3 separate regions of the Mus musculus genome follow, and all the other regions are linked to region 2. Evidence: chromatin loops called from intact Hi-C (ENCODE). Cell type or tissue: left cerebral cortex. All regions are shown on one strand. Links, peaks and the distances in the headings refer to the core of each region. The heading gives the core; the rest is flanking DNA.

What was found. Peaks named below come from ENCODE experiments on the same cell type or tissue, not always from the same donor. Only the 100,000 strongest peaks of a DNase experiment are listed, where the experiment ranks them.
Region 1: a loop joins it to region 2, with 2.5 times the contacts of the local background. A loop is called at or near these places in 2 of 42 quality-filtered maps.
Region 3: a loop joins it to region 2, with 4 times the contacts of the local background. A loop is called at or near these places in 18 of 42 quality-filtered maps.

Annotation. Positions count from the first base shown.
Region 1 is chr19:45,539,958-45,549,655 of GRCm38, reverse strand. Gm41856 (a long non-coding RNA gene) reads left to right here and starts at 4,623. Exons shown (of 2, transcript XR_001782646.2): 1 at 4,623-4,692; 2 at 5,986-6,890. Gm19639 (a long non-coding RNA gene) reads right to left here and starts at 5,995. Exons shown (of 2, transcript XR_386758.2): 1 at 4,205-5,995; 2 at 3,310-3,555. In left cerebral cortex, for the core only: CTCF peaks have their summits at 4,456 and 7,836; DNase peaks (open chromatin) are centred at 5,371, 7,843, 8,117, 8,431 and 1 more place; H3K4me3 peaks cover 1,292 bases.
Region 2 is chr19:45,069,368-45,079,065 of GRCm38, reverse strand. It overlaps Kazald1 (Kazal-type serine peptidase inhibitor domain 1), which reads right to left and starts at 2,979. Exons shown (of 5, transcript NM_178929.5): 1 at 2,830-2,979; 2 at 1,853-2,402; 3 at 610-770; 4 at 358-505; 5 at 1-199. The coding sequence starts at 2,384. The coding sequence ends at 99. Gm35782 (a long non-coding RNA gene) reads left to right here and starts at 3,957. Exons shown (of 4, transcript XR_877888.1): 1 at 3,957-4,044. In left cerebral cortex, for the core only: CTCF peaks have their summits at 2,195 and 4,721 (motif pointing left); DNase peaks (open chromatin) are centred at 2,668, 3,203, 3,880, 4,711 and 3 more places; H3K4me3 peaks cover 3,389 bases; H3K27ac peaks cover 2,708 bases.
Region 3 is chr19:45,153,198-45,162,895 of GRCm38, reverse strand. Tlx1 (T cell leukemia, homeobox 1) reads right to left here. Exons shown (of 3, transcript NM_021901.3): 2 at 9,179-9,380; 3 at 5,953-7,002. The coding sequence ends at 6,780. Among named protein-coding and RNA genes, the nearest start is that of Tlx1, 7.3 kb to the right of the region's middle. In left cerebral cortex, for the core only: a CTCF peak has its summit at 1,576 (motif pointing right); a DNase peak (open chromatin) is centred at 1,587.

The DNA.
Region 1 (9,698 bases), core at 570-8,569, 470 kb before region 2:
GTGTCCCTTGTTTGTGTGCCTACCACACATTTCTGGGCCCTGTAGCTGTGGTGTGAGTACCAGTGTCTCTAGCTAGCCTCTGGGTACAGTCCCCATGTCACCAGGGGCTCAGGCAGGTGTGTGGGCTTGTCAGGGGACCCTGGTTGTGCTGGTCAGGGACTAGAAAGGTAGGGGAGTCCTGACTGGACTCGGAGCTCTGGGTCCCTGTGTCCATGGTGGAGACCGCAGGGCGGACCGCTTGCGTCAGCCTTGAGCGGCCATCAATAGCGCGCGGTTAATTAATTTGATGGGAACAGCAGGGACCGCCGTTTGCATTTAGTGAAGTTCCAGGAACTTCCAACCCCATCTTCATAATTGGCCTCATAAATTGTAAGAAAGAGAGAGATCAGCAAAGCGGGAGGGAGGAGGGGCCGCCCGTCCGTCCTTATTTAATTTTATTGCTGAAATTCATCTTTTTAGCCTCCTCCGCCTGAATCGGCTCTCCCTGCCGGATTTGCCTAATCATGATAAATTAATATTCATTTCCCCACCTCTTACCCAGCTCCCGCGCTTGGATGGAGTCAGGATGGTCTTCTTCCAGCCCCTCTGCCTTGGTTGGGAGATGACCCCCAAAGCGAAGCTTGTGTACTGCACTAAAATTGGCCCTTGGGGAGAGCAGGAGGGAGCCTGGGAGAAAGATGGGGTTGTGTTCCTTGGGGAGGAGGGGGCTCCCAAGACTGATAGGAACTCACAGGCCTCAGGAAGCTGACATTAACTACAAGTGGCTAGCCAGGGCTGGGTTAGAAGGACAGGAAGGCTGCTAGAGACCCGGAGGCTGAGCCACACGGGCAGACAGGGTAAGCTGAGGAGGTGAGACTGAAACAGAGTTGGTCACCCTCTGATCCTTGTCCCACTGCACTCCCTCAGCTAGAGATGAGCCACCTTGCCAGGTCCGAGGGTTCCTGTGGGTACCATGGGTCTCTGACCACTCTCTCTCAGTACAGTTATCAGGATGTCTGGAAACAACACACGGACACTTGTGCAGGGCTGTGCTGGGCTAGACTGGGCTGGACTGGACTGGGCTGGACTGGACTGGGCTGGGCTGGGCTGGGCTGGGCTGGACTGGGCTGGGCTGGGCTGGACTGGGCTGGGCTGGGCTGGGCTATGCTGGGCTGGGCTGGGCTATGCTGGGCTGGGCTGGGCTATGCTGGGCTGGGCTATGCTGGGCTGGGCTATGCTGGGCTGGGCTGTGCTGGGCTGTGCTGGGCTGGGCTATGCTGGGCTGGGCTGTGCTGTGCTGGGCTGTGCTGGGCTGGGCTGGGCTGGGCTGTGGGTGGAGTCTCACTAGGAGGTCCCCCATCCTGCACCTCCCTGGGTGGAGGCTCCAGTCTAAAGGAGCACAGTCCCCTCTGCTGCTCACATCCTGTTCTGTTAGGCACAAGGCCTGCCAATTTTATGCAGAAACTGATGATCAGACATGAACAGTGATTGGTCCAGTGCTCCACATAGATTGGGAGGTCTGGAACTAGGGACAGAAGGATGTGTATACCTGAGAGGCTGGGAGTGGTGAGCATGGTCCCTAGGGACCTGGCCTTTAGAGAGTGGGCAGAGCATTCTGCTCTAGGGTGTGAGCTCTCTCTCTCTCTCTCTCTCTCTCTCTCTCTCTCTCTGTGTGTGTGTGTGTGTGTGTGTGTGTTTTGATTTTTGGTTTTTCGAGACAGGGTTTCTCTGTATAGCCCTGGCTGTCCTGGAACTCACTTTGTAGACCAGACTGGCCTCAAACTCAGAAATCCACCTGCCTCTGTCTCCCAAGTGCTGGGGTTAAAGGCGTGCGCCCCCACGCCCGGCTTGTGTGTGTGTGTTTAAATGATTTTATTTTTATGTACATTTGTGAGCTGCCATGTGGGTGTTGGGAACTGAACCTGGATCCCCTGGAAGAGAAACCAGTGCTCTTAACTGCTGAGCTGTCTCTCTAGCCCCTGGGGTTATATTGTATTACATAGCAAAGGGGACATTATCTAACCATACAAGCCCCTTAAAAGGAGAGCTGCCTCTGGTTGGTGGCAGGTGGAAGGGCGGTGGACGAGAGATCTGAAGCATGAGCAGGAACTCTGGGGGCCTCAAGGAGCAGTGGTGCTGATGCAAGAAACAGTCCCCACAGCCATCAGGAACGGATGCTGCCAGCCACAAACGTGGGCATGCGAGGACTTTTTCTTTAGAGCCCTACTGGGATCCCAGGATAACCAGGACTCTCAATCCAGCCTGTGGGGCCCTAAGTAGCGAGCTCAGGCAACCTGACCTGAGTTTCTGCCCTGCACCACGGCTGTTGGAAAGGGCCAAGAGTGTGAACGTGTACTGTGTAGCAGTTAGAGGAGATGCACAAAGCCTAGGGGAGCCTTAGGAAGCTCCTGTAATGGTGAAGCTGGGGGAGGTGTGGAGACTCCACTCACACAGCTCCCTGCCCTCCAGATTTCCCAGGGCAATAATTGCTCCCAGTTTCCAGACTCTTCCGTCTCTTCTGCGGCTGATCATGGAATCAGATCCTTGTAAGCACTTCAGTGTGTGGCGTGTGCATCTGTGGAGCCTGGAACCTGGATGGAGTCGCTGTGAGCACTAACCAAGAGTTATACCCGTGCAGACAGCTTCTGCAGAAACTTCCAGCACACAGACATGAGCAAGCAGAGTGGTCTGATTGTGTGGCACCCTTCCCAAAAAAAGCGTGTCTCTCCTTCCCAAAATGGCATTTCAAAAATTTATTCATGGGACATGGATACCAAGAAAAAAGAAGTTTGGGGTCCCATGGGACTTGTTAGAAAGCTGGAAAGACCAGTTAATACTGAGCAAGCTATAAAAGGAGACTTGGGGAAGGGCCCTGAGCTACCTGTGCCACACACCTGGTTTATTTCAGCAGTTTTACCAAGCCCTACTTAGCTCAGCCCTACATGTGGATATGCAGTCTCCAGCTAGATTTTGTTTTGTTTTTGTTTTTTTGAGACAGGGTTTCTCTGTGTAGCCTCTGCTCACTTTGTAGACCAGGCTGGCCTTGAACTCAGAAATCCGCCTGCCTCTGCCTCCCAAGTGCTGGGATTAAGGGCACCACCACCGCCCAGCTCCATTTTACAGATGGAAAGCCTGAGTCCTGGGCTAGAAAGATGGTTCAGGGGTCAAGAGCATGTATTGCTCTATCAGGTCCCGGTCCCTGAGTTCAATTCCCAGTGCCCACACCAGGCAGCACACGACTGCCTAAAACCCTGGTTCCCAGGGATCCAAAGCCGCTGCCACTGCAGGCATCTGTGCTCGTACATGCCTGTACACAGACAGACACACATGTCCCAGAGAGGTTCTTTTTATTGTCCCAAGTCATGCAACATGTGTCAGAGATGAATGTCACTCAGGTCTCCGTGATTCCGCCCAGCTGATTCCCTTGTTCCGCTCCGCACAGATCTCACTGAGCCTTTTGTCTCCCCTCCTTTCCTCTCGTCCCTCAAATCTGCAGAGAGAGTTGACGCTGACTGCCCTGAAACCAGGGTTCAGTTTGGCTTTGAGACTGGGTTTCACTATGGTAGCCCCAGCTGCCTGTGAAATGAGAATTCAACACAGCCTCCTGAAGGTGGAGTCTTACAGGCTACCCCACCAGTCTGGCTCAAACCTGGGCTTTGATTCGTGAGTTTCCTGCTCTGAGAGAGAATGGCCAGTTGTGTACACCATCATGAAAGAAGGAGTAAAGGCAATGCCACCTCCTGAGGCCTGCCAGAGTGGAGCACACACACGGACAAACCAATATATGCCTGCTCCACCTAGACAGGGCCCTCGGAGTCCTGCCCTGCGACACTGACACGTCTTCTCCTAACTCCCAGCTCCTCGGGGCCTCTGATGGATCCTGTCTCATCCCTTTGACCTTCTTGACATTGTTTGGAATACTTTTAGTTCAGTTTGATCAGGGAATCTGAATTTGGTCAGCCCACCCTCCCTGCTGGCCAGTCAAACACCAAGTTGGGAAGGAATCAACCCTGAGCTGTGTGCTCTCAAGCAGTATAATGGGGACTCTCAGAAGGCCGTTCCAGAAAGAGAACCTTGAACCCTGGGACTGTCCCTCCTCCCTATGGGAACACCCCAGCTTCCCACCCCATAGGTTAAAGACTTGAAGCCCTACTCCACTGCTTTAGAGAATCAAGGCTCTGGTGTCTCAGGACCCCCCTGGCCCTCCTTACCAGAAGAGACCTACCTGGCCTGCCAAGGTCTCTAGGGAGGTGGCAGGTGATGGATGACTGACCCATATGCTCCGAGCCTGGCCTGCCTCAAGTTCAGCTCTCTTGTCCTCGCTCCTCCAGTTTTGAATAGACAAAGGAATTTTCTGGAATCTTGGTGCAAGGAGTGTTCCAAAAGCAGGGGCATGCAGAGCTCCCGGCTGCCCTCCGTCTGTCCTACGGGACGGGAATATCCAGGGCGGGGACAGCGAGCGCGTTTCCTGAGAGGCGCCGGCAGAGGGTGCGCGAGGACCGGCGAAGAGGTCCGCTGCTAAGCCGGGCGAGCTCTTGAGAGGAGGGCCAAGCCACGCTCCTCTAGGACCCGGGCGCTAGGGAAAGGGTCCGGCTCCTCGAGTGCAGGTCCCGCCCGGTGCAGACGCAGATCCACTCCCTTCTGAGGGCGGAGAGACCCTTGCAGCATCCGTCTGGAGTAGGGAGGGACTGAAGTGACCGAGGAGAGAATCGGGTGAGACTTCTTCTCAGACTCATCTCGGGTCAGGACTCCGTGCCTCAGTTTCCCCTTCAGGATTTCTGTTCTTGTTGATGGAAGCTATAACCTGGAAGAGCTATGAGGGAGATGACCGAGGACAATCTGGTTACCCTTTTCTTGGCGCAGCCATCTAAACACACTTCAGCGGTGAAAGAGATGGACGGAGACAGGAGAGAGTGGCCGAGGGACAGGCACGCTGGGCAGCCCGGGGTTGGGAGGGAGCCGAGAAGGACGGTCACAAGGGCTGGGGCGGGTCCCTATGAGCCTGAGGGACGTCTGCTGCTACCCTTCCGGGCCGCGTTCAGCACTGACTCCTTCGCTCCTCTAGTCCCCCAACTTCTCCCCCCCCCCCGCCCCCGCCCCCCCCCCCCCCCCAGCGGCGGTGATTTATGGCTGGGCCAGACCTGGCGACCTTGGACGGATAACTAATGACGGGTCAATAACGCTACAGAAAAAGTGAAGTGAGAGAGAGCCGAGGCCCATCCCTTCTGCCCCCTTCCCATCCTCCACTTGGTGTCATTACTGAAGCCTCCTTGCAAGGGTGGGAGGCTCCCCAAGGCCAAGACCTTGACAGGTCTGGTGGTTAAGCCAGCTGAAATGGGGGTGGGGTGAGACCTGAACACACTGCAGAAACCCCAAGGGGAGGGCCACTTGTGTGGGTCCTAGGAGGAAGTCAGTTTCTGAGAAAGTAAAGGCATTTGAAATTGCTCCAGGCACGCCAGAAGGAGCCTTGGGAGGAAGGCTGTGCGGTAGTCAGCTGGCCCCACTTCTCCCTGTCTCTTTTCTTCGGCCAGTTCTCTATGTCCTCTCGCTCCTTTCCTCACCAGCTCCCAGGATGTCAGTGTTTGCTTCTGTTTTCCAGACACTTTGCCCGGGGTGGGAGTGGGGGTGGGGGTGGGGGTGGGGGTTTCCTGTTTGCATGAGAACTGGGGTGGCTGGGCATCTGAACTCATGTCTGCATTATCTGGGGAATGGACCAGTGCCTCCTTTTCTTAAATCTGCCAACTTCTTCGACCCTGTTTGAGATGCCCAGCTCCCACTTTATTTTAGAGCCCTGGGTGGATGTAAACAATCCAGACCTGCCTCGAGTTCCTGCCTCTCAAACAGCAGGCAAAGGCAGAGCCTAGGTGCCAATGTGGGCTTTTCTGTCTCCTGCCTGTGTGGGGACACCTTGAAGGGCTCTCACTGAGGACGCAGCAGAGGGAGATTCTGAGGCCTGCCATCTGACTCAATGCTTTAAACCATAATCTCCCCACTCCTCCACCCCAGGGTCCTGGTCCTTCCCCTGCTGGCTCCCCCTTAACTGTTGTCAGCTCTGACTCCAAAGAAGATACCCAAAGACACAGAGACAAGAACATTCTGCATCTAGATTAAACCTGTTAAACCCACAGAACTGCCTTGGACGTGCAGGGCAGTGGGAGTGGCCTCGTGCCTGAGGGTGCCAGACAGTCTCTGTGTCACAGGTGGACTCCTGTGGGAACATCTATCAAGGCATTTACAGATTCATTCAGTGGACCAAGAGCACATGGATGGATGCCCTGTGCTGGAGGAGCAGGGGCCACACCGAGGAGTCCGAAGGACAGCTATGTAAAGGGAGTGGCAAAGGCATCGACACAGGAGGCAGTGGTCCTAAATGTCCACCCATCCCTTATTCCACCTCCAGCCTTTTCCCTTTTCTAAGCCACAGGCACCACTTACTGCTCTCCAAACCTCTGTGCCACCTCATCCTGAAAACCTCAGGGGTCCCAGCTCCAGGTTTAGCTGCTTAATATTCAAGGTCCATCAAAACATAGGATACCCTGTTTAAAAGTTATAAGGAGTTTCGTGATGGAGATAGCAGAACTAACATAGCAGGCTCGAGCTTCTTGGGATTGCACAGGGTGTCCGTGAAGTGAGCCCTGCTTGCCTTCCATCCAGTGACATGATGCTGTACTCTCTCTCAGTCCTCCTGAGCCCCCTGCTACAGAACCTGGGAAAACCTTCCTCTTGTCGCTGGTACCACTCACCTGGACTCCAAGCCCCACCCCCTAACCCTGCTTCTCCCTACATGCCTCTGCTGCTATATCTCTTGCTTGGAACTCAATTCCTCTAGAAAATTCCCTCCTTCGGCCGTCTCCTCCAGGAAGGCTCTTGATTTTCCACATAATAAACGACGCATTGGGTCAAAGCACAAATCACTCTCACGTTCACTCATAGCCATTTGTCTGGCCCCTCCAGCAAGCCTAGCGTTTTAGATGACGGGATGGTGCCCTATTCATCATCAGAGCTCTGCCAGTGCCAGCTGACACCTGCATGGCGGGGGCTCAGTTAATATTTGTTGATGCGGCTGCGGACATCTTCTGCCTGTGTGTTCAGGTTTGGACTCCTGTATACTGAGCAGCCTGCCAGGCCTGTGTACAGGCACACACATCTCTGCTGTACGCGTCCAGATGTCGGTACCGTGTGTGTGCAGTCATACAAGGAACACACGCACACTGCAATCTAAGTGTGTTCTCTTCCATCCCCCTTTTAAGATGGGGTCTCTTCTGTATCTCTGGCTGACTTTGAACTTGATAAGTAGCTGAGGGTGACCTTGAACCTCTGACCTTGCTCCTTTACTTCCCAAGTGCAAGGATTACAGACCTGTGCCAGCATCCTAGTTTATGCAGTTTTAGAGTTCAAACCCAGGGCTTCAGGCTTGCCAGGAAAGCACATACTAGACCAACTAAATGACATCCCAGACTCTTTCCTGTTTTGCTTGTTTGTTTCAATTGGGTCTGGCTAAAGCATAGGTTGCCTGGAACTCTCCACCCTCCTGCCTCAGTTTCTTTAGTGCTAGTAATAGAGGTGCGCACCACCACTCCTAGCTTGTAAACCGTCTCTGCAGGAATGTGCACGAATCCGAGGGGCGTGGGTACGTGTGGCTCTAAGCTTGAGTTTATGCTGATAGCTATGTACCCAGATCCATGAGGCAGTAAAGGACGTGTGTGTGCCTGGCCCTGCGAGGTTGGGGTTGTGCCTGGACAAGAGCCGCAGGTGCACCGTGCAAGGACACAGGCGGCTGGCGCGTGTGCAGGCCATGTGTGTGCACAGCTGCGTGTCCTGGCAGGCGGGACGCCCCGTGCGCCCCCTGCGCCCGCTGAGCGCGCTGCTTTGTTCCTCCGCCGCGGGCGGCCGCGTGGTCTCCCCGCTCCCGGCTCGGGCGTCTCCGTCGGCCGGGATTGGCAGCGGGCGGCCGCAGCGCGGCTCCCTCCCCGGCGGGCGGAGTCGGATCGGCTCCCGTTACCGGCGCGGGTGGGTGGGGGTGGGGCGGGGGGGGGGGGCGCCAGGCCATCCATCTTCTGTTATTACAGCGTAATGGGGCTGCTCGGGCGCCCGCCCATTTGTCATCGGCCTCGTTCGCTGATAACCGGCATTTGTCATCACTTTCCTCTGCCAATGTCATCAGCACTGCTGACAGCGGGAGGGGGGCACACGCACATGGGCCTGCTGGACACGCGTTCGTGCATATACACATTAACACATGAAACTTGTGGGGGGGCAATGAACCCTGTGTGTGTGTGGGGGGGGGGGCACATGCATCTCTCTGTATGTATGTGGACCAGAACTCCTGAGAGATGGCTATGTAACAGCCTGTGCAGAAAGGGCCTCGTCAAGCAGATGTTCCCAGCTGCAGATCTTTTTTCGCAGCCTTGGGGGTGGGGGCACGCAGGTGGCTTCTGCCAGCTCCCTTTGTGGACTTGCCTGACACCCCCACGGGCTCTACTGACCTGCAGGTGGCCACCAGCAGTTACCAAAATGTCACAATCAGGCCCCCTGGGATTCTTAGACCCAAGGACTTGGGGAGAGGCCACAGGACAGGACAGCCTGGTAGTGGTTGGCAGGACAATGGGCTCCTTCCTCCACACCTCCCAGAACCAGCCCAAGAGTCACCTTTCCACTCCTGGCCCTGCTCAGGCTTTTAGCCTAGACTGATCTGTAGCAAGAAAGACTCAGTCAAGACTGCCAAAAGAACTTCCCTCTTGGAAGAAGGACAAGGCTGATTGGTGAAAGGATGGTACTGGTCCAGCAGAGGAGCTTGGAGGAAAGAGGAGCCATTGTGTTCTGTGCCCTCTGGGTGGGCCAGGTGCCAGCCCACTCCCGGAAGGGCTATGGCTGTCTTCCTGATGCTGCTTTCTCCTTCCTTCGCCTCAGGGTGGCAGAGGGGACCCCATTAGCCCTTATTAAGCAGACACCTCCCCCATCTCGCTGGTCTCTCGTTGCCTGGCACATATTAGGTGTTCAGTAAGTAGCTATAGAATGGATAAATGATTGAGGACAGGGCATATGGGGAGGTGGGGGTCCCCCAAGTCCCTCCCAGAAAGGCCACCAGGCCCTGATGGCCCAGATCTCATCTCATATCCTCTCTCTGACTCCCCTCCTTATTTCTTCTGCAGCCCCCCCCCCAAATTCCCTTTCTCCCTAGGCCTCTCCCTCCTGGGCAGAGGGGGAGGGGGAAGGTCCCTTGGCAGAGCGGGGCTGGCTTGTTCCTTGTAAATGAAGACCATAATTAACATTAAATTAAGGTAATACAAATGAAGGCAACATAGAGGCTGACAAGACAAGCGTTTGGGGAGGCAGTGGGGAGAAGTGATTCATATTTTTAATTTACTGTACGGATGGGCCGTGTGGCTGGGGAGCGGGCGGCTCGCGTGGAGGGGGTGTTGCCCCGCCATGTTTGCTGGGCTTGGAGTGATCACACAATGACTATTAAACTCAACTGTCCATATAATGGGACAGATTCGACATGACGCCCACCAGAGCACCAGCAGGCTGGCCGGGCAGCTTGTAAACCCTGCATGTGGCACCAGCCTGCCTGTCTGCCCACTGCTCACCTTGGCCTCCCTGTCCTGTCCTGGGATAGGACAGATACACCGCAGGGGCCCTGGGAATAGGGTGAGCCAGGGGACCCAGGTTCCCTGCCCACAGTACTCAGGATGGGTGCTGAAAGCATGCTGTGAATG
Region 2 (9,698 bases), core at 651-8,650:
GACCCTGCTCGCCTTTTCCAGTCTTCTCCGGGCTTTCTAGACAGCAAGGATGCAGGGCTCTGTCCACATGCCCACACCTGCAAAGCAGAGATCTGGACCTAGTAGTAATCGCCCAACTCTTCACTTTCTGCCTCCTCCTCCTCCTCAGGAAACAAACTCCGTGATTGCAGCTGGGAGAATCCCGTGGCGTTCAGCTGCTCTGCAAACATACGTGGTGAAGGAAAAAGGGTCAGGGGAGAGACTTGGTGTATGGGAAGGCACGCGTGTGTGTCCGAATCACATGCAGCCTGTTCCTTACAGGCATCCAAGAGTCCTAATGCAGCCCATCCTGGTGCCCAGCGCTCAGGGCTCCCTTACCTGGTGTGAGCACTGTGAGGGTTGCAGAAGCTTCCGCTTGGCCCAGAGCATTCCGGGCAAGGCAACGGTAGGTGCCCTCATCACTAGGGCGCAAAGCTTGAATCTGTAGCCAGCCAGTCACCTCAAACTTCTGAGGTCCACCCCTAAACTGGAGACAGACCTTGCTGTCAGCAAGGTCATCTGCAGAAGTCCTGTTTTTTTGTTTTTGTTTTTGTTTTTTCAAGGAGTATGCCCCTGCTCCCTGTCCCCTACCTGCACAGAGATATGAGGGTCATCCCCCGGCAGCTGGATGTCCAAGCCATCTTTCCTCCACTCAATCGAGGCCATGGGGTAGGCAAACACCTCACAGCCAAAGATCACATCCTGTCCGGTCACATTCCAAATATTGTGAGGCTGCGACAGGATCTGGGGCTCTGGGGCAGGGGGATGGAAATATGAGGCTTGAGAACAGGAGGCTGTATCCAGCTCGGGGAGGACACAATTTACAAATTGATGTGGATATGTTGGGAGCGGGACACAAAGCATGCCAAGGGCAACATGCATCTGCAAACAAAATATGCCACAAGCCAGGAGACGTACAAAAGTAGGGGGGATGCACACAAGGGCACAACAGCCAAGTTCGGAGGTGCACAGGCACAGAGAGCAGTGTCCATTACACAGACGTTGCCTACAGACCCACAGCTTAGCTAGATAAACATGCTCTGTCCTGGACTGCTCCGCTGCCCTCATTCTACCCAAGGGCCCCTTTCCTGCGGGTCGTGTAACCAACACCTCCCTCCCTCCTTCCCCCTTTTCTAACTAGGCCCAGTTCCCAAAGGCTTGAAGAGCAGCCACATTCCAAATGTCGTGAGAATACGACAGGATCTGGGCTCCGAGAGGGAGGAGGTGGGAAAAACACCGCAGCAGGGGAACCTGAAACCTCCTTGTTGCACGGCAGAAAACTGTTGGGACCCCCCCCCCCGCCCCTGCTAGTGCATTTATTTCCACTGCAACTCCAGCCTAGCCAGACTATAGAGTAGGTAAAAGCTGAGGAAGTGTGGGTGGCCAAACGAAAACCACAAGCTTGAACATCCCCAACCCCAACCCAAAGGATGAGGGACAAGAGAGGCAAGAAGCTATCTTCCCTTCTCTAATTCCTAAATGCGTGAGAAAACTGATAGGCGGGAGCCAGGGTTAACAGGATGCATCTCACAGGGCTCCAGCAGTCTACGCAAAGTTTTGGGTGAAGGGGGGTCCTTTCAGTTCAGACCCAGCTATTGGCTATGTGCCTGTTCCTTCGGAGGCCAGTCCCTGCAAGGACCTGCCTGGATAGAGCTCTTAGGCACCTCAAACCTGGCAACAAATCTCAACCTGCTTTTTAGTTGGCAGCCTTTGAGGCTCATGGTCTCCCTCAACTATTCATTCTGCTGACCACAGAGCAACGCTGTCGGGGATCCGGGAGTAGTGCCTTTGGGGAGCCAGGGTTCCTGGTACTAAAAGCCCTGGACTTGCGTACCCGATTCGCAGGGCCCCGGATGCACCACAGTGAGGTTAGCGTCCAGCCGAGCGCGGGCGGCCTCCTGCAGGCGACAGATCTGCGCGTAGGTTCGGCCGTCCGAACCACAGAGCGGGCGCTGCGAGCGGCAGACACACAGCGGCTCCGGCACCTCTCCTCGACTCAGGTCACCGCCCGCGTCCAGCCTGCACTCGAGCTGCTCGCCGCAGCGCCCGTAGAAGTTAGCGCTGGGGTCCAGATCGCAGAGCTGGCCCTCCAGGTTTGCGCATTCCCAGCAGCAGCCGCACGCATCCCGCACCCGGCCTGCTAGGCATCCCCGCGGCGCAGCGCACTCTTCTGGCCGGCAGGGAGCACAACCCTCGCCCTCGGCTAGCAGCCGCAGCCAGCCTCGCCGCAGGTAATCGGGGCCTGTGGACGGCCTCGCGCTAACGGGTAGCTGGGTCCACACCACCAGCAATAATGGTAGTAGCAAGGACAGCGCCAAGGTAGGTGCAGCATAGTTAGCTGGAAGCCCTGTGAACACTCGGGGCATCGGCGCGTAGGTGGCACCCTGCCAGGAGAGGGAAGCCAGGTCTGGAGGTCAGAGATAAAGTCAAGGCTGTATAAAAGCTTGATTCTATCCTCTGCTACCCTGTAGCCAACTAGAAGCCCTAACAAAGAAGCCTGGTGATTCCCAGGGGTTTATGCCAGTTGGTAATTGATTAAGCTGGTCTTGGGGACTAGGGAATAAAGAGAGAGTGTATCGGGGAATGATCACTAACACCCATGCAGGGATGCACACACCCATACACAGACATACGCGTATACACACACACACATGCATACATATATGCACGCGCGCGCGCACACACACACCAGCATCACCTCCAGAAACCACCCAACTCTGATGCATCTTTGCCCCAGAGATAGATAAAACTACACTTGATGTAAAAACTTCAGGTTGGGGTGATGGTGCTGGGGACATACCAGCGACTCACCTAGTGCCTTGGACTAGGCCCTTAACAGCTGGGATTTCCAACCTAAAAAAAAAAAAAAAAAAAAAACGGTAGGGAACGAAGAGTCGCATGCACGGCCAGCCAGACCCGCAGGCCACCCCTGCTTCTGTCAGGGGATCGCTGGCAGCCCACAGACTTAAGATTCAAAGAGAAACTCCTCCGCCTCTTCTCCCCGCCCCCAGATGTCGAATACCCGCCTTCTTCCCTGGCCCCGAGGCCGATAATTTTATCCAGTCTCACAAGGACCCTCCTGGGCCTTTCACTTCGACCCTAGCCCAAAGTCACAATGAGTGTACAGAGCCGCGTAACCAGACGCCGCCACTGGGAAAGCAAAGGCTATGAGAAGAGAATAGGGGTGGAATGGCCGAGGAGCTCAAACTGTTGGCTGAGCCTCAGGTCCTGTCTCATCTGATTTAGGTCTGGAGAGCGGCAAACAGCTACAATATAGAAAGAAGGAAAGGCTAAGAAATTTTACTCAATGTAAAATTGACTTCAACACTATGGGCGTTTCTGGAGGCCAGGCTCGGGGCCAGCTTCCTCTGGGCACGGTTTGCAGCTGTGTTCACCCAGTCTCTCCACTGGGGCGCAGACTAGACTATAAGCTTTTCCAGCTGCCATCCACATCTGGCTACCTCCCTCCCAATATAGGGCAGGTGCTTGAACCCGCGGAGGAGCCTGGTGATTAGAGGTCGGAACTGACTAGCGGCCGCAGCAAGGCCGGCGGGTGACTCCCCATAGGGCGTCTCTGGGCTCCGGATTACAGGTTGCAAAATTCGAGCATGTCGGGGCCAAAAGTGTTCAGTCTGGAGACCTCCGCCAACGCCACGGTGGCACTTTTGGGTTAGGGGCAGGAAGCAAAGCATCCCCGGAGGCCCGCCCACCACCCCGAGAATGGCAGGCCCCGCCCCCGCCGGCCCCCAAACAGCTTCCAAAAACCGCAATCCAAGCTCCTAGGAGGAGGAGGAGCAGAAGGAAACCGGGCTTTTAGGCAAGGGAAGGGTGGGGCTTATATAGGCCCCGCCCAGAAGGCGTCAGAGGTTCTGACTGCGCGTGCGTCCGCGGCCTGCGGCGGCTCCGCTCTACCCTGCGAGGAAGAAGCACTGCAGTCACCGCGCAGTTCTGACTTTGGCCGAGCCCTCCTCAAAGGAGCGTTCAGTCAGCAGAGACGCTGCCTCTGATCAGAGGGGTTCCGACAAGGTAGAAGAGAGCTGTACACAGGCAATCCCAAACTCCGAGGAGACGGGAAGCGAATTTCACGCGAGGTTTCGGGATTGTCGCGAGAATCCCAACGGCAAGCTAGAAAAGGAAAAGCCCGCGGCTTTTAAGCCAGGAAAGAACGAGGGCAGGCAGATTCCGATGGTGGTGCTAGGCAATCCCTTGGTTGGAGGACGCGTTAACTGTTGGCCTGGGAGCAGAAGTGAAGCGAGAATTGCAGGATGTTTTGGAAAAGGCGCGAGGAGGGCTTGCCTGGTGGAGGAATGGAGACACTCTAGGGGAGGTCCCTAGCTGTAACTGGGGGCGGTGATCGTTGCCCGATGTAGAGTGGGAGCTGTCCAGGTCTAAATGAGGAACTGTGAGCTTTCAGCCCTAGGAGCCACTATCAAAATCCCCAGCGTCAGGGTCCTAGACACGCTTTCCATCTTAATCGTTGCCGGCGTTTACTGTTAGTCTTCGCGCCTCTAGTAGGAATCACTGTGTCTTCTGTCTCTGTACTCCCCACCCCCACCCCCACCCCCCGCCCGAGACCGACTGCTAAGGAAGTTCTTGGGAAGCATTTGTGCTTTAAAAGTGAAAGACTCCCTGGTTCTGAAAGATGCAGTCACTAATGAGAGGCTAGGGATTAACTCGACGGAGAACGAGCGCCCTCTGGTGGGTTTGCAGCAGCTGCGACTCGTGACAATGCATACTGTCTATACTTTGAAAACGTTCTTACAGTAGTCTTGCGTTGCTGATGATTAAACCCGGGACTTTTAGAGTTAAGCCAGAACTGTTGTCACCGAGCAGTATCTCTGACCCAATAATAATATTTTAGAAAGGAGTTTGTTCGCATAGGGCAGTTTGAAAGCCTAGCTACTCCTGTCTCCAGGTGCTTCTTGTCCGGCACTTTATCAGGTGAAGTTCTAAAACACGTTAAGCAGCAACCGTGGGCACCAGAAAAAGAGTTACTTAAACGTTTAAAACGTTGACTCGGTTTGACAAGCTTCCTTTTTTTTAATTTTTTTACTTATATGAGTACACTGCAGCTGTTCTCACACACTAGAAGAAAGCATCAGATCCCATTACAGATGGTTGTGAGCCACCCTGTGGTTGCTGGGATTTGAACTCAGAACCTCTGGCAGAGCAGTCAGTGCTCTTAACTGCTAAGCCATCTCTCCAGCCCTAGCTTCCTATTGTTGAAGCAAAGGAAATTACTTCTAGTCCACATGATGCGGTTACTGCCAGGCATATCAATGAACGAGGTGTGCTTCAGATGAACACCTGATAGTTCATCTTCTTCTAAAATATCTATTACTGGTTTGTGCCTATGGTGTGTATGTATATGAGTGTAGACATATTTGTGTTTGGAGCTCGGGATGATTTTCAGGACTCAGTCCATCTCCTTCCATCTTGAAGTCATCATCAGATTTGCATAGCAAGCACCCTTACCTGCTGAACCATCTTGCCGCCCCCGAGTATTTTTCTACATTACTTTTGTTTGCGCGTGTTTGAGTGCATTGTACACACTCTGTGCACATGAATGGGAGTTCTGTTCCACCCCATGAGCCCTAGGAATTGAATCAGGGCATCATGCTTGGTGCAAGTGTCCTGCCTTCCTATCATCTCTCCAAACCCCTAATCTTGTTTATGTGCCTTGGTGTTTAGTGTACCTGGGTGAGCACATCAGATCCCTTGCAACTGGAGTTATAGACAGTTGGGAGCTGCTGTGTGGGTGCTGGGAATTGAACCCAGGTCCTCTGGAAGGTGAACTGGTGCTCTTAACCACTGAGCCATCTCCACAGCCCCTCCCCCCCCTTTTATTTATGGTGAAAGCCAGTAATGGTGACACATACCTAGAATCCCAGAACTCAGGAGGTAGAGGCAGGAGAATCAGAAGTTCAAGGCCATCTTTGCCTAACCAGGGAGTTGAAGGTCAGCTGGGTTACACAATACCCTGTCTCCAAAAATCAGACAACAGGAAAAACCCTTAGGATGACTTGGGAGGACTCACTCTATAGCCTTTACGTCATAAACTTTGGTGGGGCACAGTTATGGAGGATGGTGGGGTGTCATTTGAGAAGGAAGTGAAACACATGGTTCACAGTGACAAAATGGATACAGATGAACCCTGCTTCCTATGAATATTAGAATCAATTAAGTCAGAAGGGCTCAAGATCGATAATTAAGATGAAATGCTTTATATTGGTCTACTATGACAAATAGATGTTCTCATTAAAGTAGAAAATAAGATTAAGATAAGTATGTAGACACCACAACTGTATAAAGATGTATCATAAATATCAGTGAGCAGAGAATTTGCAATGAGGCTGCGTGTAACTCTCACTATCCTTTATTTTGTAAAATTATTTTCATAATGAAAGAGTAGAGGCCAGTCTCCCATACCGCCCCCCCCCAAATAAATGAATAGTGACTATTCTTTAGGTAAATTAGGATGTTGAAATAAATACAGAAAGCAGGGTCAGATAGGAAGATAAATATTGTAATTTATCTACAAGTAACATTATAAAATGGAACTAGACTAGCCAGGAACTTGCTTCTGGAATACCTAGGCACTCAGGCAAGCTGAACAGATTTCAAGACATCTTAGACAGACACCAGGCCAACAGTTTCTTTATCCTCCTTCCTCCTTCTCAGGACAGTTTCTTTCTGTCACCCACACCCAACCTTTAATATCTCTTCTGCTTTTGACCACCTGATGACCAATTTTCATAAGAATAAAGTTAGAAGGAGTATCTAAAGTATTCTACATTTCCTTAAAGTTACAATTATTATGTGTAATTGGTGTCTGTAAGTGCAGATGCTAGTTGAGTAGCGGAAGCCAACGAACAACTCAGGTGGGGGCGGGGCGGGGCAGGTGGTGGTGTCCTTTCTCCTGCCATCAGATGTGGGGACTGAACTCAGCATGTCAGGTTTGCCCAGCAAGTGCTTTAACCCGATGGACCATCTGCTGTTCTAGCTCCCTTGTTCTCTTGATCCCACTATGTAGTCCTGGAACCTGTCATGTAGTACAAGCCTGCCTCAAACTCACAGAAGTGACAACTCATTCCTTAATGTACCCTTTATTTATCCCTAGCACTGAAAATTAGATTCTCTAAGTCCCCGAGAGGGAAGGAAGGGGCCATCTTCCTGAAAGCCCTACCAAGACCACACAGGGCAGTAAGAAATCCTATTCTCCACACATGTTTGTAAAATCTATTTGTAACCATCTCCAGGCTCACATCCTACCTCTAGCCTTTTCTCTGTGGATATAATGAAGTCTGGCCCCTTTCCCTTGGCTGTCAGCACACAGACTACTCAGCCCTGGAGTTATGGTAAAAGACCATAAACCGTCAGGTAGCCTTCCTCAAAGAGTCCCAGAAGACAAAAATCCCCAGATGGGTGGACGCTGTCATGCTGGCCAAATATAAAGAGCTGCTCCCTCTAATGAGCACAGGTCTGTCTACACATGTGTTGCTTTTACAGAGTGGCATCTGTACATGAAGAGGACCACAAAGGATTGACCATGACCTAGGATCTAGGGAGGATATAGGGAAATGCTGTCAGGCCAAGCCATCTCAGCAGAGGCTCGAAGACTGGCCCACAGGGTCCTTTAAGCCTTGAAGGGGCTGAAAATGGTGGGAAAAGACCATGATGGGGTGACAAACTCAAACCAGACAGATGACAGTTGCCAACAAGAAGCAAAAAGAATACTGGGTCCATAAGTCCCTCATTCAAAAAACGTGTGTGTGGTGTGTGCATGTATATACACACATACATGCACACACACACACACACACACACGAACGACTAATGTTGGCTTCTGAGGAGAGGAGAATTGGGGCATAAGTTAGCATGCAAGCTTCCTCGGCACTGCCCAGCTTGCTGAAACAAAAAGCGCCCCTGCAAACGGTACTCAGAACTCCAAACAGGAAGGGGCGGGTGCTTTCTCAAGGGCTAAGGAGAACTGATGATGTCGTCAATGGATTGTAGAATCCTGATCGCCACAGAGCATCTTACTGTAACTGTTACACCAACCAAGCACGTTCAGAAGTCTGTAAACCTTACATAAGATTATTCTCAGCCTCACACAACCCAGTGTGACTTTGTGCCTTTTCTGTCCCTTTTTCCAAAGGCAAGACATAGGAAGAAAGGTAACAGGAGGAGGCACTCGAAACAATACTCAGCAAAACTGCTTGCTGTGTCCCCTGATTGTTACCAGTCACACTTCTCTCTACAGACTTTAAAGGCAAGATGGACAGACAAGAGAGGAGGCTGCTGTGACCCCAGATCGAGTGCTTAAGAGCGCTAAGCTCCTGCAAGCCCCAGACAATGAGGCCTCGCCTCTGCACTGGGTAGAGCCAGAGGCCCCAAAGCCTGGGATGGCCTCCTAGAAGTTATTTTGACTTAGAACATGAGCTACCTTAGGGCTTCAGAGGTTGTTCAGTGGTCCCACACTTGGGGCCGTCAGAGAACCAGAGCTGGTTCCCAGTCCTCCTGTCAGGCCACTGACTCCACCCTGGGGAATCGAATGCCCTCTTCTGGCCTCCATGGACAACGGCATTCAGATACATGTGTGTGAATAAAATTAAAAACAAGTCTATGCAAAGAAAAAAAAAAAGGTCTAGGCTACCAAAGTCAGCTTTGCTAGTAACTCACTTATCGGGAATGTTTCTTTGGGAAAAAAACTGGGGTGAATTCAGCCTTCAGACACCGAATTGGTCAGTGTTTTCTTAAAATATGTCTTTTTATGACTTATTTACTTTTATCTCATTTGCATTGGTGTTTTGCCTGGGTGTATGTGTGTATGTGGGTGTTGGATCCCCTGAAGTTGGGGTTACAGACAATTGAGAGCCATCATGTTCATGCTGGGAATTGAACCCAGGTCCTCTGGAAGAATAGCCAGTGTTCTTAACTGCTGAGCCATCTCTTTAGCCCCTGCAAATCTCTTAAAGGGAATTTCCAGCTATTGTGGAGCTAGGGAGAAAGAAAAATTAGAGCTAATGCCTAAGTCTCTGATGCTGCCTGATTATTTTAAGGATAAACAACAAACAAAACTGGAGAATTGATCCTATGCAGCAACAGCAACAGTGAGTCCTAGGGGTACAGGAAGATAGCTCTGTTGGTAAATTGCTTTTTGCAAAAAAACGAGAAGATCTGAATTAAATCCCCAGCACTCAAGAAAAAGGTCAGGCACGATGGATCTCCTGGGGCTCTCTGCCATCCAACTTAGTCTAACTGGCAAGCACCAGGTGCCACGGAGAGATTCTATCTAGAGTGGGGTGGGCAAACAGAAAAAAGACAGGGATAGCTCTTGAGAAATAATACCTGAGACTGATGTCTGATCCACATGTGTACTTCCTGGCCTACAAGTCCACGTGAATACCGCATGCTCTTCTGGATAAAGCTGGCCTTCTCTAGCCTACAGTGGTCTCTTCTTGGTCTGCTTTCCTCAGTTAGGATTCCTGCCTGCTCCTGTAGCCTTACTGTTGTGTTCCTTGGGCTAGATGGTTCCCTCTGCTGTAACACTGCAATGGTAACAAAAGCTATCACTTAGCAAATAGTCCCAGGGGCCAAGCACAGAGGTTAACAAATTACATATTTTAGCTCGTCTCAGACTTGGTTTTTTTAAATATTTATTTATTTATATGAGTATA
Region 3 (9,698 bases), core at 1,120-9,119, 83 kb before region 2:
CTGTTCCACCTCCTCTGCCTCCTGCAGGAAGGGGAGAGCCTCTCCATTCATATTTTGATTGAAACTCACTCATTAGAAGGTGACCACACAGTGTGGTGGCTCATGCCTTTAATCCTAGCACTGAAGGGGCAGAAGCAGGCAGATCTCTGAGTTCAAGATCAGAATGGTCTACATAGAGAGTTCCAGGACAGTCAGAGCTACATAGTGAGACCCTGTCTCAAAAAAAAAAAACCCACCCTAAAATAATACATTATTATTATTATTTCTGTGCATCATTATTATTGTTACCATGACAATCTCTAGCCCCCTCCCTCCTGCTCTCACCATCCTGTTCACTCCCATCGCCCTCCACCCTATATCCCAGAGCGGCCTCTCCCATGCTAGCTTTGCATGAGCAGATGGAAGGGGAAGGATTTTCCTTCCTGGTTCTCCGTTCTTTTGTCTAATAAAGTATGATTCATTTGCTTCTATTTTTAACTTTCTGCTGGTTTGATCCTCCCATGTGTGAGACCCAGAGGCAGCAACAGAGGAAGGACTGTGGAAGACGGATCGGATCCTCCTTCCAATCCTAGAGGCTCCTGAAAGGAGTCAAAACCAGCTGGGCAAAGCCCAAAGCGTGGGCTCGTTTAGGTGTGTGTGTGTGGAGTCTCAGGCCTGACAGAATGGAGCCTACAAGCTCAAGAAGTGTGTGTGTGTGTGTGTGTGTGTGTGTGTGTGTACATGTATGTGTGTGCTATGTGTATCTATATATGCATGCTGTGTGTCTGTGTGCTGTGCGTCTGTGTATGTATGTGTATGCGTGTATAAGCAAGTGTGCATATGTATGTATATATGTGTCTCTGTGTATGTATATATATATATATATATATATATGATGTGTGTATGTGTGTCTGTATATGTGTGTGCTGTGTGTGTCTGTGTATGTGTGTGTTGTGTGTATATGTGTGTGCTGTGTGTGTCTGTGCATGTGTGTGTCTGTGTATCTGTGTATGTGTGTATGAGTTTTTGTATATGTATGTATGTGTATGAGTATATGTGTCTATGTGCATGTTGTGTGTGTGCATGTTGTGTGTGTGCATGTATGTGTGTGTACATGTGTGTGTACAGCAGACTGGGTTGGGCTGGAGGTGAGCTTCCCAGATCTCTAGAGGTCAAATGCCCAGCTCACTTTTCTGCTGGATGGTCCTTCCAAATTACAAGCCCCAACCCAGAGCTCGCTCACTCCAGTCCTCCTCAATCCACTGTGCCCCTGCACTTGGCCATCGCATCCAAATACCCTAGCTCCAGCGTTAGATGGACTCTGAATGCTGGAACCCTTGCCTACCAACCAAGTGCTCTCAGGCAAGGTTCTTTAACTTCTCCAGATGTATGTAAAGGAAAATAATATTTGTCTCATACGACGGTGTTTAGGAACGAACAGTATTTTTATATTCTAGTTCAGTACTCGGAACACTGCAAGTGCGCCACAATACTAAATTTTAGTACTATTTTTTATTCTTTTGTGCCTGATCCAGAAGAAGCCACTCCAGCCCTGACTCGCCTCAGAAGCTTACTCAAAGCGTCTCTCCTCCTGTGACCCCTAGAGGGCGCCGGAAACCCATTTGTCCCGAGTTTCTGAGTTTAAGCAAGGTCTAGTTCCCTTTTTAAAGCTAGAGGCCACCTTTGGATCACAAGGTGCCTTCCTCCCTGGGCGCAGGAAGAAATGTGGGGTCTGAAACCCCAGGGCTGAAAAAAAAAAAACAGCAGCAGCTCCCAGGACAGACTTCCTTTCTGAGGCGCACTGCGGCTGGGACGTTGCACCTGCCCCGATCCCCACGTCCCCTTCCACCTTCTCCCGCAAGGAGCTGGATCTCGGGCTTTGCAGGAGGTGGTAGGGGGCACTGAAAGGTCTGGGATTTTCTGGGGTCTTCTTCCAGAATTCAGGGCAGCCTGGCCTCCTCAAGACCAACCACGGGACCTCAGGGTTTCTTCCTTGCTAGGGCTGCAATAAGAAAGCTGAAGCTTGGGTTGGAGGAAGTCCCCACCCCCAGGCCCTCCTGCAAGAATTGGACCCTCCTCCCTCTGGGCTAGGGGAATCGGGGGAAGACCTAGAGAGCCTGTGGAACTAGCCAGGCACTGTGGCAGGCATCAGCTTGTGAGAGGGTAACCACAAGTCCCGGCAGTGAAACGTGCTTTCTGTGTGTGCCTGGCTCCACACACCCGCGGCTCCTCTTGTGCAACATTGCACATCCAGGATGTTGTAGGCTGTATACAGGAGTACAGGCTGGAATGAAGGAAGTGAGCACATTTATACTCATTCCCCAGCACAAGTGGGGTATCCCTAGTTCTCTATGCTTACCTGACTTCCCCATCCCCCATCCAACACCACTCCAGGTCTAGGTCACACCAGGTTTTCTCTGGGCTAATTGGAAAACCCGTCCTGGCTCCAGCCTGTTCCATCAGAATTCCCACAACCAGGAACCCAGAGGAGAGCATGGTGTGTGGGTACCTGAGAGAGGGCTTCTGCGAGCCAAACAGGCTCGAAGTAAATCAAAGCCAGTCTTGGCCAAGCTGGGATAGTGGTGGGAGCAACTGGGAGGGAGGGAAACCTTTATGAACTACACTAAAGTAGGAATGGGGAAGTTCCAGGGTGGGAGAAACCCGGGTCTGAGCTCAGGGACTCTAAGGAAAGGAGTAGCTACCTTCCAGCACTTCCAGCTGCTGAGCCCCAACTGCCTTAGCTTAGTAGCAGGCACCTGCTTAAATGTCTCAGAAGCCTACTACCTATACCAGAGTCTCTCAGCCTGTGTGGAGTCAAGATCGGGGGCTGAACTACCTTTTCAATGGAGTCACCTAAGACCATCAGAAAACACAGATATTTACATCCATGACAGTAGCAAAGTTACAGTTGAAAAGCAGCAACGAAAACATGTCTACTGAGAAACTGTATCAAAGGGTCACAGCACTACAAGGTGGAGAACCACTGACCTGTATTGTAACTCACAGGCCACAAAGGGACATTTATCTAAAGCAGGGCACCTCCCGGGAAGTCACGGGAGGACATCAATACTCATCCACCAGAGAGTGCCTGCACAGCCCCCAAGCACAGATCTGGCCACACAAAGCCTCCATTATAGTTAGCAGGTTGAGCCAGATTTTCTGTGTGTCGCCCACTGCACAACTTGGGGGCTCTTTGGTCCTCAGCTCCTCCTGGATTCCTGGGGCCACAGACTTCACAAAGTCTTAGCGGCTGCCCAGGACTCTGCGCTGGGGACTTGGTCATTGCCACAGGCTCACTCACACCTCAGAAGGAAATAGGCCTTTCTGCCTAGACAGGTTTGTTACTTCTGTTTCCTCTCTCAATGCCTTTACACACAGGTTATTATTTAGATAATTTTTCCCATTTCTGTTTTTTTTTCTTTTTTATGTGAAACAGAGTTTCTGACAGACATGATAGAAAACAGAGAGTTTCGAGTTTATTTTTTCTTGGAGCGTTTGGCCTTGACCCTCCTGAGGGGAGGGTGCAGCAGCTCTGTGCAGGCCTGGCCCGGCCACCGCCTTCCTAAGGTTGCAGCGCTTGGGAGCGCTCGGTGCACGCGGGATTCGCTGAGATTCGGGCCCAACGAATTCCCTGCGGAGAGGGAAAAGTACCGCGTTGCTTCTCGGCCTCAAGGATCCCCAAACTTCCTGAAGTCTGATACCCTTGGGAGGCCTCGCCCAGGGCCTGGGAATCCCCAAGCAGTCCCAGGAGAGAGCGAAATCCAGAGGCCCGGAGCAGGCAGGCGCTGTGGATAGTTCGTTTGGACTTCGTGCATCCGCCGCGGCGCAAGGAATGAACCCGGGATAAACTATGCTCTAGTCCCAGAACTTAGCAGAATCGAAGAGCAGCAGCGGGGCTTAAGGCTTGCATCTGCTGGTCCAATTATGAGCGCCAGGACAAAGCTATGAAGACGGAGAAAGTATCAGGCATGGGTGCCCAATTTTGTCTTCTCTCTCTTCAAGAGAAGGTGAGAATGGCTTTGGAGTCATTTGGGGGACTTTTATGTTTGGGCTCTGGGACCTCTGAGTTCCTCAGTTGGACAGCCTAGAGAGGAAATATCTATCGGGGCCCTCCAGTAAGAAAGGACTCGACCTTGTCCAGGATATCAAAAGGCACAGGTCGCACACAGAAGACTCTTCCATATTTCAAAGGTACAAACGGAGGGGATGGGAAACACCCGGGAAGAGATAAAGGTGGCGATCTAAAGCTGCAGCCCCACACCGAATTTAGAGGCAGCCAGTCTGGTCCAGTTTAGAAAAAAAAAAAAAAAAAAAAAACTCACGGCTCTGGGAAGTCACTTCTGGACTTTGCTTGGTACTGGGTGTTGCGTCTTTGAATGACTGCTCCTTAGAGATTACATGGACCCTCTCCTGGGTCTAATACAGAGCTTGCTGAAGCCAGTCCGAGAGCACCTGTGGCCAAGAAAGCCTGCCAGGGATCCTGGGTTTTCTTTTTACTCAGAACCAAGAGGCCCTTCCTTGGATGAGGGCGTCTCAGAGAAGCAAGCCCCCAGCCTACCCAGCCTCTTTTTCCTTGGGCTTTCTAGGTGGTAGACTCTTGGTCCCTGTATTACAACCTGCCATGAGTGCCAACAGCCACTGAACAGTGGCTTGGGTAAAGTTGGTGTAGGCAGTTCTGTGTGACTGTCCAGACCCCAACCACAGGAACTTCCCACCTACAAAATCCCCCCCCCCAAAGAACCAACTCCCAATCTCTTACTTAATTCCCAGTGAGTTCTTCCACCCCACTCCCACTCCCAGGCCCAAATCAGTTTCTTCTTGTTGTTTTACAGTTGGTCTGGTAGTTCAAAAAAAAAAAAAAAAAAAAACCAACCAACCAAACAAACCAAACCAAACCAAAACAAAACAAAACAAAACAAAACAAAAAAAAAAAAACAAGAGATGAGAGTGTGTGGGTATTGTAACCACTGCTCTGGCCCCAAGGTCCTTGGAAGTTCACTTTCATAGATTCCTGATAGTCCGGGCTGGTATTGAGAGTCTAGGTAGAGTACTAGGGAAGATTCTGGCTATACTTTTGACTCGGTGTCCTGTCTTGCTAGGAAAGGAACATAGCTCCTGCACTCCTTCATAGATGTGGAGCACCCTGAAGTGTACCCTGTACACTCACCTCACAACCTCAAGTGTGCACACACACACACACACACACACACACACACACACACACACCACCCCCTGCATCATCAGGGCTGACTTGCAGTTACTCACACCTAGCCACACACTCTCACCTGCAGGGCCAGCCTCCCACCACCATCCACACTTCCTGCAATTAAAATCACCATGCACAAGTACCTGCCCTACAGTGAAAACAGGGCACACAGGCACACACACGTGGTTATCCCTCGCTCTTAATTACACCTATACAATTAGAGATGATACACACTCTGAAACACATTTACCACAAAACCAGATTCACAAAGGAAAACTAATGTGTACTTCCACCATATTAACGTGATCCATATACAATCTTAAAACATGGATAATCACAAAATTACCCCCCAAATGGCTCATTCTTACATGGTCTCGCGCGCGCGCGCGCGCGCGCGCACACACACACACACACACACACCACTACTGTAAGCTCAACTTAAGGAGAAACAAACATTTTTTTACACTAGAACTTCGAACATAATCACGCCTTCAAATCTCATTACAAGCATTCACTAACACTAACAGGCTGGTTGCTCACACAAAACACACAGCTCTCGTTCCCAAAGACACCTATCCCACAGTTTCTCGAACTCTGGATGGCCTGGCTCCCCTCAGTGTCACCTTCTCCCTCTCTCTGATAATCTTGCCCACCCATCCCTTCCCCGGATCTAGGTTACTTGCTGCTGTTTCTGACGCTCCATCTTGCACCAAACCCAAGGAGCTGTAAAACGCTGGGCTCCTCGGCAGGGAGGAGACAGCCCCGAGTCCTGATCCAGAGGCTTTTATTATTTTTCCACATAAATTACACAAGCACTTTATAAAATGGTTACACAGAAAACACCTTATAAGCGCATAACTTATAAGGGCATAACTTACCCCCCTCCCCAAACAGGATCTGGAGAAATGGGCTGCATTTATGTGAAAGCCTGTCTGTGCATACCTGGGTGACCTGGGTGACCTGGGTGATGCTGGGATGTGTGGCTGAGGGCCTGACAGACCAAGTTTAGCTGTTGTGTGTGTCACAGTGTGACTATGGCCGTGTGTTTGAGGTCCGTGCTGTTTGGGTGAGTCTGAGAGTCACCCCAGACTATGCCCTACAACAAGGGTCATTTGCTGTGATCCTGTGTGTGCACTGATGCTCTGCGATAGGCCCCTGTGTGTAGCTCTGGGTGACACCAGGAGGGACAGTGGTATCACCTCTGTGTGGACCTCCGGGCTCTCCTCCCAGGAGAGGAACAGAGAGGTTTCCAGCTTTAGTACAGATGGCTGCCTGGGGATCCCAGAAGCCTTCCGGACCCTACTTCCTTTGGGTCTCTCTGTCCCATGTTAAAAATCAGTAAATTTTATGAAATAGAGGAAAACAGAGGATTCTGAACTGTTCCAGAGTGAGGGCAGGATCACACAGGCTTCTGGGAAGATGTCTCTGCCTGTATCCCCAGCCCTCTTCCACCGAAGACAGGAAGTGTCCGCAGGGGAGTGGAGGCGGTGCTTGGGAGCCTTGCTGAGAAGCCCCCCATTTCCCTCCTGCGTGCAGTCAGAAAGGGTGTCGAGAGTTCTGGTTCTCCGGAAAGTCCTCAACGGGCCTTGGGTCCTCACTCGCAGGCCGAAGCCACGGACGTGACGCTGGTGATTTTGGTGGAGTCGTCAGACCACGGCTGCAGGTTCTGCAGGGCGAAGAGCGAGGAGTTGTGCACGCACAGTGGGTCTGCAGGCAGCGGCTGGGCCAGGCTCTTCTGGAAGGCTTCCTGCTGCAGCTGCAGGAGGATGCGGTTCGCCTGCTGCCTCTCGGCCTCACGTTCCTCTGCTGTCTGTCGCCTGCGTGGGGAACAAGCAATTACTAGCCAGGACTCTAACCCTCTTCCCGCGCGCCTGCGCAGGCCCGGGAGCAAGCTCCCAGGAGACAGCCCCTTAGGCACCCCTCAGCTCTTTATGGCCCCATTAAGGCACTCTCCACTCTTGGGGGTCCTGACAAAAACATTGGAAACCCCAAAAATGGATGGAGCAGAAATGTCCCAGTCCCAGAGGAGCAATGAAAAAGCCCAAAACTCCTGGGCCTCCCCCATTAAGTCACATAGCCTACACTCTCAAGGGCACACCATGGATAAACTGGTCTATCCCAAGCCCAGATGCTATCCCAAGCCTGAAAGGCCCCAAAGACGTGCCTCTTTTTTCTCACCTCCAGCCTGGCCCAGGCCTCAGACCTCTGGTGCCAAACCCAGTGCCCCTAGGCTCTCTCCGGACTCACCAGCTTCCTCCCAGGCGGTCTAGAGAGGCTGTGACTCACTTATTCCATTTAATGCCGCCCCTCCACCCTGTCAACTGAGATCAAACGTCTGTCTCTAAGGTGGACAGACCTAATGGGAGTCCCCGGGGCCTCCAGAAGCAATTTGTAGGCGATCGATGAAACCGCTTGAAGCTCACGGCTCTTCCCGGGGCGAGGTGGACGCCCGCCTGTTCTCACAGCGCCTTTCTGACTTTTCCTTGTCTTTCTCTCTCTCTCTCATCTTCCCTGTCTCCCTGAATTTTAAACTACCCAAATGTTTTCCTCCATGCTCTGTTTTACCCCATGTTTTTTTTCTTCACCCCTTCTTTTCCTCTGAATTAGGGGAATTTGTTCGAAGTGAAAACTCACGTTTTAAGTGATCAGATCAGATACCTTCCTTCACACACAGATTTCTGGCTGCTTTCATTTTTCCCGCACCCCTCGCCCCACCTTTAAAAATATTTATTATAATTTTCTTCTAAAATGGACCATCTTTGTCCCTTCCCTTTGTGTTAAGTTCCCCTCCTCGCCTGTGGCTGGCTTTCTAAGCACCACCCCCCCTTCCACCGTCGAAAACTCGGGGGTACCAGCCACCCTCTTCAGCTAGCCCAGCTCTTCCTTTAACTAGCTTTCCAAAGGGCTGAAACCAGGTTCCCCACCCCTTCCCCAGCCACAGGAATGTTGGTGGGGGACAGAGGAGTCGCAGGGCCCGGGCTTCCTTTGTGGCCTCGAAGGCGGAATCTCGGGCAGATTCCTCGCCTTCATTCAGAAAAAGAGGAAACTCCAATTCCTTCCTCCCGCTCTAGGCCCGCCCGGAGCGGCGCCTCCGATTTTTGTTCCGACTCTTGCCACAGCACCTCCCCAGGGTCTGAGCTCAGAGACTCCCCGGAGCAAAGGGAGAATCAGAGGAGTGTGGAAAGGCTCAGGGGTGCACGGAGCTCAGGGAATAAAGCTGCTTAGAGTGTGTGGTGGCCTAATATTCGTAATAATTGGGGGGAAAGGTGAGCAGAAGATGAGGAAGGCCGAGGTGTATGCGGGGGGGGGGGGGGGGATAAAAGAAAATGAGAGCGTGGTGAGCGCTGTCGTCGGTGGATGACAGAAGGAAAATGTCTCTTTCTTCCTCCCTCACACCCATCTGCTTCTAATTGATCCTCCCCCTTTCAGTGGGACCCGAGAATCCCAGCCACAGCCGGCGCAGATTGATTTTCCCCTTCCAGGATGGGGGACGACTGCGCAGAGCTCAAGCGCCTGGGGAGGAAGCAGTAAGTAGCGGCAGCCGGCGGTCCGGGGCCCCAGACGCTCGGCGGAGAGTCCGGCTGGAGCGCGGAGACCTGGCGCGGCTCCCTCTGTCTGCACCGCTCAGGGTCAGGGGAGGTTCCACCCGGTAAAGGCAGGCTGGGCAATCAAAAGCCCCTAAAGGACTCCCTGAGTATTGAAATCCAGATCGCATAGACTGGTTTATAGGCCCATTTGCCTCAGCGGCAGAAATGAGCAGCGTCTACCCAGGGTAGACAGTGCTGTCCTGAAAGCCCTGAAGCGTCTCTTAAAACACAGGAAAGATTCTCCAACCCCACCAGGCTACTGCCCTTCGTTGTTTGTGGTCTCCAGTGACTGTAGGCGCTCACTCGTCTAAACCGATCGGAAACCAGCAAGCAGAGGGAGTGCGTGCAACCCGAGAGAGGCAGAGGAAGCCCGCTCCTCAGCCACCAGTCCGCCCCGTGAGCTCACCTCCATTTCGTCCTCCGGTTCTGGAACCAGGTTTTTACTTGCGCATCGGTCATTTTGAGCGCCTTGGCCAGAGCAGCGCGCTCCGCCGAAGCCAAGTACTTCTGGCGGTGGAAGCGCTTTTCCAGCTCACAGATCTGCAGGCGCGTGAAGGATGTGCGCGGCTTCTTCTTCTTAGGGGGCGTCCGGTTCTGATAGGGGTGACCTATACGGCGTGTTACAGTGAAGGGTGAGAGGGCCACTGGAGCGGGAGACAGACAGACGGCAGAGGCAAGCGGCAGAGCGTCAGGAGGCGTCCCAGGCCCGACACCCCGCGAGTCAGAGCGCACTGGCTGTACCCCCTAAAAGCAAGGCAGTGATCCACCCGGCAACCCTCCACCTCCAGCCCAGGATCGCAAAGGGCTCCCTCCTGCCCGCCAGGCTGACGGGTCCCCTAGCTGCCACTTAGGAAATCTCCCTAGCCCGGGGCTTCAGAGATCCCACCCGCTTCCTCTTTGACTCCCCTCTCCCTTACCTAGGGACA